Regions from separate parts of the Homo sapiens genome. Here region 2 is linked to region 1. A link is a contact called in ENCODE Hi-C or POLR2A ChIA-PET data. All regions are on one chromosome and are shown on one strand. Each heading gives the region's core, a stretch centred on a gene start or an enhancer-like site at or near the end of the contact. The rest is flanking DNA. Distances are from core to core; before and after follow the strand shown. Region 1 overlaps LOC105375523 (a long non-coding RNA gene). Region 2 holds the start of NUP205 (nucleoporin 205).

What was found. A loop is a pair of places that touch in the nucleus more often than their neighbours do. ChIA-PET counts read pairs that join two places held with the same protein, here RNA polymerase II (POLR2A). Pooled maps may share reads with other maps.
Region 2: a map with no recorded cell type shows a loop between it and region 1 (8-fold over the local background). The contact joins the promoter of NUP205 here to the enhancer-like site in region 1. A Hi-C loop is called at or near these places in 2 of 37 single-sample maps with no recorded cell type and 2 of 50 pooled maps. POLR2A ChIA-PET finds 5 or more read pairs at or near these places in 1 of 52 experiments (OCI-LY7).

What each region holds. Positions count from the first base shown.
Region 1 is chr7:136,357,374-136,362,837 of GRCh38, forward strand. All of the region lies in intron 4 of LOC105375523 (a long non-coding RNA gene), which reads left to right. Among named protein-coding and RNA genes, the nearest start is that of MTPN, 380 kb to the left of the region's middle. RefSeq lists an enhancer at 2,295-2,394. Within about 2 kb of position 2,123, at least 2 of the 41 ENCODE cell types and tissues checked have a DNase peak (open chromatin) inside an H3K27ac peak, as active enhancers do; they include OCI-LY7, where a contact is called at or near this core.
Region 2 is chr7:135,554,076-135,559,530 of GRCh38, forward strand. It overlaps NUP205 (nucleoporin 205), which reads left to right and starts at 3,842. Exons shown (of 43, transcript NM_015135.3): 1 at 3,842-3,897. The coding sequence starts at 3,870. RefSeq lists enhancers at 3,683-3,812, 4,193-4,242, 4,303-4,362, 4,433-4,552.

The sequences.
Region 1 (5,464 bases), core at 873-3,372:
TGTACTTAAATATAAGAACTGAAACTATAAAAATCCTAGAAAAAAATCTAGGAAATATGATTCTGGACATAGGCCTTGACAAAGAATTTATGATTAACTTTTCAAAAGCAATTACAACAAAACCAAAAACTGACAAGTGGGGCCTAATTAAACTAAAGAGCTTCTGTACAGCAAAGGAAACTATCAACAGAGTAAGCAGAGAACCTGCAGAATGGAAGGAAATATTTGCAAACTACACATCTGACAAAGATCTAGTATCCAAAACAATACTAGATATTCTTAGTGTATCATTATACTTAGTTCATTCTTAATATAATGATCTTAATTCAACAAGCAAAGAACAAATAATCCCATTAAAAAGTAGGCAAAGGACATAAACAGACACTTCTCGAAAGAAGACCTACAAGTGGCCAAGAAACATGAAAAAATTCTCAACATCACTAATCATCAGAGGAATGCAAATCAAAACCACAATGAGAAACCATCTCACACCAATCAGAATGGCTATTATTAAAAAATCAAAAAATAGTAGATGTTGATGAGGCTGTGGAGAAAAGGGAATGTTTATACACTGTTGGTAGAACTGTAAATTAGTTCAGCCACTGTGGAAAGCAGTTTGGAGATTTCTCAAAAAACTTACAACAGAACTACCATTTGATCCAGCAATCCCATTACTGGGTATATACCCAGAGGAAAATAGATCATTCTACCAAAAAGTCACATGCGCTCATATGTTAACTGCAGCACTATTCACGATAACAAAGACACAGAATCAACTTAGGTGCCCAACGGTAGATTGGATAAAGAAAATGTGGTACATATACACCATTGAATACTACACACCCATAGAAAACAATGACATCATGTCCATTGCAGCAACATAGATGTAGCTGGAGGCCATTATTCTAAATGAATTAACACAGGAACAGAAAACCAACTACTGCATAGTCTCACTTAAAAGTGGGAGCTAAACGCTGAGTACTCGCAGACGTAAAGATGGGAACAATAGCCACTGGGGACTCCTGGAGGAGGGAAGGTGGCAAAGGTTGAAAAACTACCTATTGGGTACTAGGGACATGACCTGGGTGACAGATTCAGTCATATCCCAAACCTCAGAATCACACAATTTACCCATGTGTACATGTAACACTGAATCTAAAATAAAAATTGAAGTTAAAAAAAAGTAAATGGAAGCTTGCTTTAAAAAAATATTCTGCCAGAAGGGTTTCTTGGTAAAATAATTGAGAAATGTTCTATATTTTCTCTCCTACTAAATAGAAGATAATATAATACAATTTGGTAATTAAAGCCTCTGAGAAGTCCTTCTTCTATGGTAAAGAAATCCGATCCCTGCCACCCCCACACCTGAAAATCTATAGTCTATAGTAAAAGCTTATTTATTTATCTTCTTATTTTTAGAGACAGGGATGTTGCTGTGTTGCCCAGGCTGGCCTCATACTCCTGGGCTCAAGCAATCTTCCTGCCTCAGCCTCCTTAGTAGCTGGGACTGCGGGTGCACACCACTGCCCCCCTACTATTTATTTACCTTTAAACTTTAACTGCCTACTCTTTCCCCATCCTCCACTATACCACTTCCTTCACCCCCAAGACAGACTGGGTGACTCGTATTACGTGGTGAGATCCTCTTGTCACAGCTGTATAGATCAAGAATCACTTGACCAATAAGAAATTCTCCCTCTGGAATTTTGAACTAGAACTAGGGCATTTGTCAGTTTGGTCTCTCTTGAGCCCAGACACGTAGTTCCAAGATTGAAGTAATTGTTTTAAACATGCGCAAGGGAAGTAGAAAAAGGTGGTTTGCCTAGAGGGAAAAAAATGCCACAGATGACCCCAGAAACAGACATTGGCCATGGGGCTGAACAGAGGCTGAGGCAATTGCTTCCTTGAACTCGTTTGACCCATCTGTTTAGTCTCTTATGATGCCCACCTGTACTTCTTACCTTTGGATTAGTGAGTCTCCCACTAAAGCCTCATTGTGTTTTGTTTAAGCCAGGTAGAGTAGAATTTTTATTACTTGCTTCTGAAAGTACTCAGACTGATGGTGCCCATGGAGACACAGGAAGACCAAATCCCACAACAGTACTGGAAACCAGGTTACCCATATGCCGCATGTGGGAGACATTTCTACTTATTGCTATGAGAATGAGGAACTGAGAAACAGGTGCCTCAAACTGCTCCATCCTTGGGCAAGTTCAGAAGCAGGAAGGAAGAGATATGACATGCCAAAGTTAACTATCTGAATTTAAAGACACGAAAGCAACACCAAACAGAAATTTGGGCAGGCCCTCTGGACTGCTACTTTCCCAGCTTCCCCCACCTGATAGCAGTCCGTTCAGAAAATGCAGTTCGAGTATATAATTAACTGACCCAGGTGAGGGAGCAGGTGGTTGGGGCAGGGTAGGACATAAAATTATAAAACGAGTGATAATTGCCCAGGAGCAGAGAAAGGAAGTGGTATATGTAAGAAAATGTTGTTTTTCATTTATAGTCAAAGAAAAATAGTTGTGAACTGGTTTAAAAATTACAGGATACAAACTCGATTCCAGAAGATCAAAGAACTACCGCTATTCAACAAAGTTGCCCAAGATTAATTTCTAGTAGGTCCTGGTATTGAACTCAGTTATTCATAGCAACCTACCCTCCAGGTTCATATTTGGAAATGGAATCCAATTAACCTGTTAATACACTTGAGGAAAGAGAAGTTCTTCTACATACTTATATCAGGTATTGGCAAAAATGTATCTCCATAGATCTCTGTCTTCATTTAAAGATGAATAAACAAGGAAAAATCAGGTACTACCACCACCCCACAAAAAAAGGCAGTAAAACATAAAAAGAGAAAAAAGGGGAAAGTCTGAAAGTAAAACTCGTCCATTACCACAAAGAGAAAAAACAATAGAAAATAGGTACTTTATATTCTTGCAGAGCTAAAAGAACATTTTTTAAAATAACATAAGGATGGGTCACTATGAGGGGGAAGATGGAAGCAGTGAGTAGCAGAACACATAAAAAGGTAAGGAGAGGCCGGGTGTGGTGGCTCACACCTGTAATCCTAGCACTTTGGGAGGCCAAGGCAGGCGGATCACGAGGTCAGGAATTCGAGACCATCCTGGCCAACATGGTGAAACCCTGTCTCTACTAAAAATACAAAAATTAGCTGGACGTGGTGGTGGGCACCTGTAATCCCAGCTATTTGGGAGGCTGAGGCAGGAGAATCCCTTGAACCCAGGAGGCGGAGGCTGCAGTGAGCCGAGATCATGCTATTGCACTCCAGCTTGGGCGATAGGGTGAGACTCTGTCTCAAAAAACCAAACAAACAAAAACAAACAAAAAAACAAAGGTAAGGAGAGACTGCAAGGATGCAAAATGCCACAGTATGATTGAAATCCTGGGAGAGAGAGGAAAGAGCAGAAGTGACATCATAGGAAATTAGGCTAGTGATAAAATTTGCTTCTGATCTGGTGTAGACACCAGCCTGTGTGACCTGCTTTATTCATTACCTACTGATTGGCAATGACTGAATCTTCCTCCACAGCCTTTATTACTATGTTTTTCCTAATAAGACATCCTTTAAATCCTGAGTCTTCACTGATTTCTTCATAAGGCATTTTGTTGACTACAGACTCCTTACAATACTAGAAGAGAAGAATTAGGATGTTTCAACACAAACAAAAGGTAAATGTTTGAGGTGATGGATATCCCAGTTACCCTGATTTGATCATTACACGTTGTATATATGTATGAAATATCACATGTACCACCCAAATACGTACAGCTATTTTATATCAATAAAAAAGACATTTTGAACTTGACTACTGGGTGAAAGTTGCTACCACACTCTCTTCTCTCTGAACCCTAGGTATTTTCTCTTCTGTTTTCTCTGTGCACAATCAGCATTATTTTCTACGTGCTGTAGCAAAGAAAGAAGTATTTCCAAACTTCTTTGTTGAGAACATCTATGTTTTCTTTTTCTTTCTTTCTTTTTTTTTTGAGACAGTATTTCACTCTTGTCACCCAGGCTGGAGTGCAGTGGCACAATCTCGGCTCACTGAAACCTTTGCCCCTCCCCGGGTTCAAGCGATTCTCCTGCCTCAGCCTCCCGAGTAGCTAGAATTACAGGCACATGCCACACACCTGGCTAATTTTTTGTGGTTTTATTAGAGACGGGGTTTTGCAGTGTTGGCCAGGCTCGTCTGGAACTCCTGACCTCAAAAAATCACCTTTGTTTTAAATGCAAAGTGAAAATGCCTTGTTAACTTGAGCATCAACACAGGTGTTGTGGCTTATCCTCTGAAACATCAAGTGCATCCTATTCCTCCAGACAGTAATAGCAGCTGCCGTTCCTCACTTCATGTCTAATGTCAATTGGGTTACATAATTTTCAACAAAAAGGATATAAAATAATCATTGTTTGGTAAAAAATGTAAATAATTACATTAAAAACCATAGAAAATCAACTGAGAAAACTTTTCATGCTAATAAGAAATTTTAGTAAAGTGATCCAATACAAATAGAAAAGAAATATAAATATAAAACCCAGTAATTGTGTAGGAATATATATATATATTTCCATATATAATGGAAAATATAACAGTATATATATATATAGTCTATTGTATTAGTAAGTCATAATTATAAGGTTATAGGAAGAAACCTTGTTAACTTTATTTAGCTATAACTGATATGGGATAAACTGCATATGTTTAAAGTGACCATTTGCTCAGTTTTGAGTTACGTATTTACCTGTGGAACCATGACCATCACCTGTGAAATCACATCAGAACCATCAGCCCCCAAATGTTCTCATGATGGCTTATCTTTCACTTCTCCAGAAAACTACTGAATTATTTTCTGTCACTATTGTTTCCATGTTTTTGAAATTTATATAAATGGCAATCTACATGATGTGTTCCTTTTTTGCCTGGCATCTTTCATTCAGCATAATTATTTTGAAATCCATCCATGTTTGTGCGTGTATCAATAGCTCATATTTTTTTTTATTGCTGAGTGGTATTTCCAGGTATGGATATGCCACAGTTTGTTTATATATCAATAGCTCATATTTTTTATTGCTGAGTGCTATTTCCCAGTATGGAATTGCCACAGTTTGTTCATATAATTATGGACAGTTGGGTTATTTCTAGGTTTTGGCTATTACAATTAAAGCTTCTACAAACGTGTATAAACCTTTGTCTGGAGATATGTTTTCATTTCTCTTGGGCAAATGCTGTGGGGTAGAATGGCAAAGTATGGCAGGTATATGTTAAAGTTTTAAGAAGTCATCAAGCTGTTTTCTATAATTTGGAAATTCCAGTTTCCAATGTGTTTTCCAAAAAGTATACAACTTTATATTTTCATTAGCAGTATATGAGAGTTCCAGTTGCTTCACATCCCCATCAACACTTGGTCTGGTCAGGCATTTTAATTTTAGCCATTCTGATGG
Region 2 (5,455 bases), core at 2,592-5,091, 800 kb before region 1:
AAATGATACTCTTAGTAATAACTCTTAGTAATAGAAGATCATTGAGAAATTTTGATCAGAACAACCACATCATGTGTTTTTTTTTTTTTTTTTTTTTTTTTTTTTGAGACAGAATCTCACTCTGTCACCCAGGCTGGAGTGCAGTGGTGCGGTCTCGGCTCACTGCTATCTCCGCCTCCCTGGTTGACACCATTCTCCTGCCTCAGCCTCCTGAGTAGCTGGGACTACAGGTGCCCTCTACCATACCTGGCTAATTTTTTGTATTTTTAGTAGAGATGGGGTTTCACCGTGTTAGCCAGGATGGTCTCAATCTCCTGACCTCGTGATCTGCCCGCCTCGGCCTCCCAAAGTGCTGGGATTACAGGTGTGAGGCACTGCGCCTGGCCATATTTTTTTTTCCTTTTTTTTGAGACAGAGTTTCACTCTTCTTGCCCAGGGTGGAGTGCAATGGCGTGATCTTGGCTCACCGCAACCTCTGCCTCCCGGGTTCAAGCAATTCTCCTGCCTCAGCCTCCTGAGTAGCTGGCATTATAGGCATGTGCCACCACGCCCAGCTAATTTTGTATTTTTAGTAGAGACGGGGTTTCTCCATGTTGGTCAGGCTGGTCTCGAACTCCTGACCTCAGGTGATCTGCCTGTCTTGGCCTCCCAAAGTGCTAGGATTACAGGCGTGAGCCACCGTGTCCGGTCATGTTTTTTTGTATTTAAAAATCACTTTCAGGCTGGGCACAGTGACTCATGCCTGTAATTTCAGTGTTTTGGGAAGCCGAGGTTAAGAGTTCGAGACCAGCCTGGCTAACATGGCAAACCCCCGCCCCCCGCCATGTACTAAAAATACAAAAATTAGCCGGGTGTGGTGAAATGCCCCTGTAATCCCAGCTACTCAGGAGGCTGAGGCACAAGAATCGCTTGAACCCGGGAGGTGGAGGCTGCAGTGAGCCAAGATTGCACCACTGCACTCCAGCGACAGAGTGAAACTGTGTCTTGAAATAAATTAATAAAATAAAATAAAAAATAAAAATCACCTTAGGAGTCCATGAAAGGAAGATCAGATGGAAATAAGAAAGACAAATGAGAAGGCTATTGCAAAATACCAAGTTTAAGAAGATGAGACTTGAACAATGGCATAGAAAGCAGAGAAGAGGAAAAGGGTTCCAGAAATATTTGTGAGGTAGAATGAACAGGATTTGACAATTGAAGGAAGAATACAGAAAGAATCCCAGGTTTCCGATTTTGGCAACTGGGTGGGGATACAGGTGGCAGAGTTTTAGGGGAAAAGTGATCATTTACGTTTCAGACATGTTGGTTTTGAAACGCCTGTGTGGCAATCAATACAGATATGAAGTAGAGAGTTGGTTCTACAAATATGAAGCTCAAGAGAGAGGACTGGACTAGAGATACAAACACAGAATTCATCAGCAAGCAGGTGGTAGTAAGAAACCATAAGATGTCCCACAGAAAGCATGTAGAATGAAAAGGACAGAAACTAGAGATGACTATAGGGGAAGAGCTAGATTTAGTGGGTAGAAGAGGAAGAGAAGTCCACGTAAAACACTAAAAAAGAACTGGAAAGAGGAGGAAAACCAGTATCATTGGTGCCCCAGTAGCCACAGGATAATATAATTTTGTTTCTTTCTTTTTCTTTTCTTTTTCTTTTTTTTTTTTTGAGGCAGAGTTTTTACTCTGTTACCCAGGCTGGAGTGCAATGGTGCGATCTCGGCTCACTGCAACCTCTGCCTCTGGGGTTCAAGCGATTCTCCTGCCTTAGTCTCCCAAGTAGCTGGGATTACAGGAGTCCTGTCACCACGCCCAGCTAATTTTGTATTTTTAGTAGAGACAAGGTTTCACCATGTTGGCCAGGCTGGTCTCGAACTCTTGACCTCAGGTGATTCTCCCACCTCAGCGTCCCATAGTGCTAGGATTACCGGCGTGCGCCACTGCACCCGGCCTATAACTATCATAATTCAGAAAAGTGCCCATGGAATTTGATGACTGATAACTGGTAAACATACCAAGCGCAGTTTTAGAGGGGCTTATGATGGCAATATCCCAATTGCTACGAATTGAAGAAGCCTGTGAGAGAATGCTTGTAAAGTGTAATGACAGGTGAAGAGGAGTTGCTGGAATTTAAAGAGTTACTTTATAGAAAGCAAAGTTATCTACTGAGAGGGAAGCGTGTGGGCTTAAAAAGTGCATGTGGAGAGGGAAAGGCTTGTAATAGCTGTGCTGAGAGAGAAATCTTTGAATGCCGCTTCCTGTCAAGTTCCTGCTCAGTATTCTTCTCAGTTTCATGATAAACTTCTTGAAAAATTCCTTTGCGTTTACTTTCTCTCTTCCCCACTTCACTCCTTAAAACCACTTTAATCGTAGTTTGGCATTTGTCTCTATATATCAATGACTTTTAGAAAAAATCACCAGTGATTTTTGTGTTTCAAACCTAATGTACATTGTGTCACTTGATATTATTTGTTCAAAAGAATAAATGTTCTGTTCTGGATATTCTTTTTTTTTTTAAATGGAGTCTCACTCACTCTGTTGCCTAGGCTGGAGTGCAGTGGTATGATCTCAGCTCACTGCAACCTCCACCTCCCGGGTTCAAGGGATTCTCCTGCCTCAGCCTTCCGAACAGCTGGGGTTACAGGTGCGTGCCGCCATGCCTGGCTAATTTTTGTATTTTTAGTAGAGACGGGGTTTCACCTTCCTGGCCAGGCTGGTCTCAAACACTTGACCTTAAGTGATCGCCTGCCTTGGCCTCCCAAAGTGCTGGGATTACAGGCATAAGCCACTGCGCCCTGCCAGTTCTGGATATTCTTAACATACTCTATGCTTTTGTCTAAATTATTTGATTCTGATTTCCAACAGTGAAATGGGAATGATGGAGAGTTAATACAATGAGATTGTAAGGCACATGGAGCGTCTCTGACATAAATAGTTATAATCATATCATTTTCCCAATAGAATGGTTTGCAGGGATTAAATGAGATAATGGCTATAAAATTTTTCTTAATACATAGCTGTAAATAGCAATGATTATTTACATTTTAGTTTGAAAATCAGCAAACTAAAATTTAACAGCTGAAGAAAGAGTTCAGCTACTTTGGGTGCTCAGGTAGAAAAATACTTGGTGATTATGAAACGATATGTCTGGAATCTGTTTCAAACTAATCGGGGGCGGGGGGTGGGGAGGGGAGGGTGTTGGGGTGGTAAGGGTGGGTTGGGGCTGCCGTGGTGGGAAATTGGCCACGTTATTGATGCTGAGTGTTTGCTATTCTAATTTTGTATCCGTTTGAAAATTTTATAATTAAAAATTATGATTTGTTTCGCTCTACGCAACTATGTTGACAGAATATATTTGGTAAACTGAAATGTCACGGAAACTTAGTTTGTAACCGGTCAGTGGCTTTTTGAGGTGTAGACACTTCATACCTTACTTCACTCCCCACTGTAAGGAAGATTTAACTTGAAGCGGAGATAATGATTTGAATTTACGGCTTTTATAATGTCATAAATGGGCGTCATTTTAATAACTACTCTCAGAATATCTTTTTCTATTCCACTTTACTTTTTCCTCTCCACTTAACCAACTCATCATTAGAAACTACAAGTCCCAGGATGCACTACACGATGAACGTCGGATCGAGGACCTCGTGTCTCTGAAGTGGTTGCCCTCGCCTTATTTGAATGGGAATAATCCCAATGAAAATTGATGTTTGTGACCCAGAGCAGATTCTGGAGCCTTTTGTACGCCTGGGACGGCCCAGCGTGGAGGGGACAGTGTGGTGCCTTTTTGTTCAGGCTTCGCTCAGGTCAGCCTCACCCTTTCCCGGGGCCTCCATGCGGCAGAAGGGCTCTGTTAGTGCGCCTCTAAGATGGCGACGCCTTTGGCGGTAAATTCGGGTAAGTGTGGCCAGACAGAAAGACGATTGAGCTGAGCGATAACCAGGTCTTCATGGAGAGACGAGACCGTGAGGTTTCTCGGAGTCTAGGACCCCACTTATGTGCGGTGCCTGCTTTTCCCTAATTCTGGGCCTAGAGTCCCACCCCTCCCCAGTTTGAATGGCGCGCGTCGGTGCTGCGGCTCCAGCCCTCGAGTTGGGGTTTGAGATTCCAGGCAGTGAGGCTTGGGCCGCTGGACCCAGGTGTGTAATCTCTCACAGCCCAGGGCTGAGTCTGGTCCCCCTCACCCCCAAGTTTCACTGTGCGTCTGTGGTCCCGATTTCGCTGGAATACGCATCAGGTCTTCCACAGTGAAGCCAGAGGACCCGAGATATTTTCCAGCCATGAGCAGAGGCTGAAAGTAGGCGTCGGAGTTCCTTATAGGGTGGGAGATCTTGCAGGCAGCGAATACTCCCTATTATGAAGTCGGCCATCTGAAAGGTGGTCAGGAAGAGGGTGGCGGGGCTTCAGCAGACGTCTTCTAACCCTGCGGATGTGGTTAGGCCCTGGATGTTCTTGTACCTTTGGAGCTGTAGATTTTCGGGGTGGAATTGAATCTAGAAGGTAGTAAAGGAACTCTGGAAGATTTGGGGTGGATCCTCTTTCGGTGATTCTCAATTCGGGCCGTACCGCCCTCCAGTGGTGTTTGAATGAGTGAGTGCATTTTGATTGTCATATTTCCTGGGGTACACTGCTGTCGCATAGTAGGCGGGGCAAGGATGCAGAAAGTCCTTCATGGTCAGAGCAGTCCGGAAAAATAATTTGGTGCCTAGAATGTTAATGCCTCGATTGAGATGCTCTGAAGTTCGCGGGCAAGATTAAGAGTATATCTGTGTGGTAAATGCTTGTGAGAATCTCACTTAAAAGGACTCTTTTTTAAAGTATTGGTTCTATTTTCCACAGGACTGATATTCTTGAAAAGTTGTCTAAATCTGTTTTGTAAATCAAATCATTTCAGAAAAGCTATGATAAATTATAATGAAGGCTATGTTTACTGAACACATACTATATCCCAGCATTGCACTTATTATCGTGCTTATCTCATTCAGTTCCCGTTTATACACCTTTGGAGTAGTTACTGTTACATACTCCGTTTTACAGATTTGGAAATAGAGGCTTCAAATAGTTACGTAATGTCCCCAGAGTTAAACATCTAATGATCTAAGTCAGTCTTAGGTGCTTAAACTACTTAGTGCTACTGCTTAAGCACAACCTAATTCATTTTATGATATTAGACGTATATATTAGAAGGTTAGTAATGAAGTTACATGCTTAATATTGCGGTCCTTCCTTCCCAATTAGATATGCTTAACGTGTGGTTGTATATAATACATTTCTCTATTTTATTTTATTTTTTAATTTTTCTTTTTGAGATGGAGTCTTGCTCTGTCTCCCAGGCGGGAGTGCAGTGATGCGATCCGCGATCCTGGCTCGCTGCAACCTCTGCCTCCCAGGTTGAAGCAATTCTCCTGCCTCAGCCTCCTGAGTAGCTGGGATTACAGGCATGTGCCACCACGCT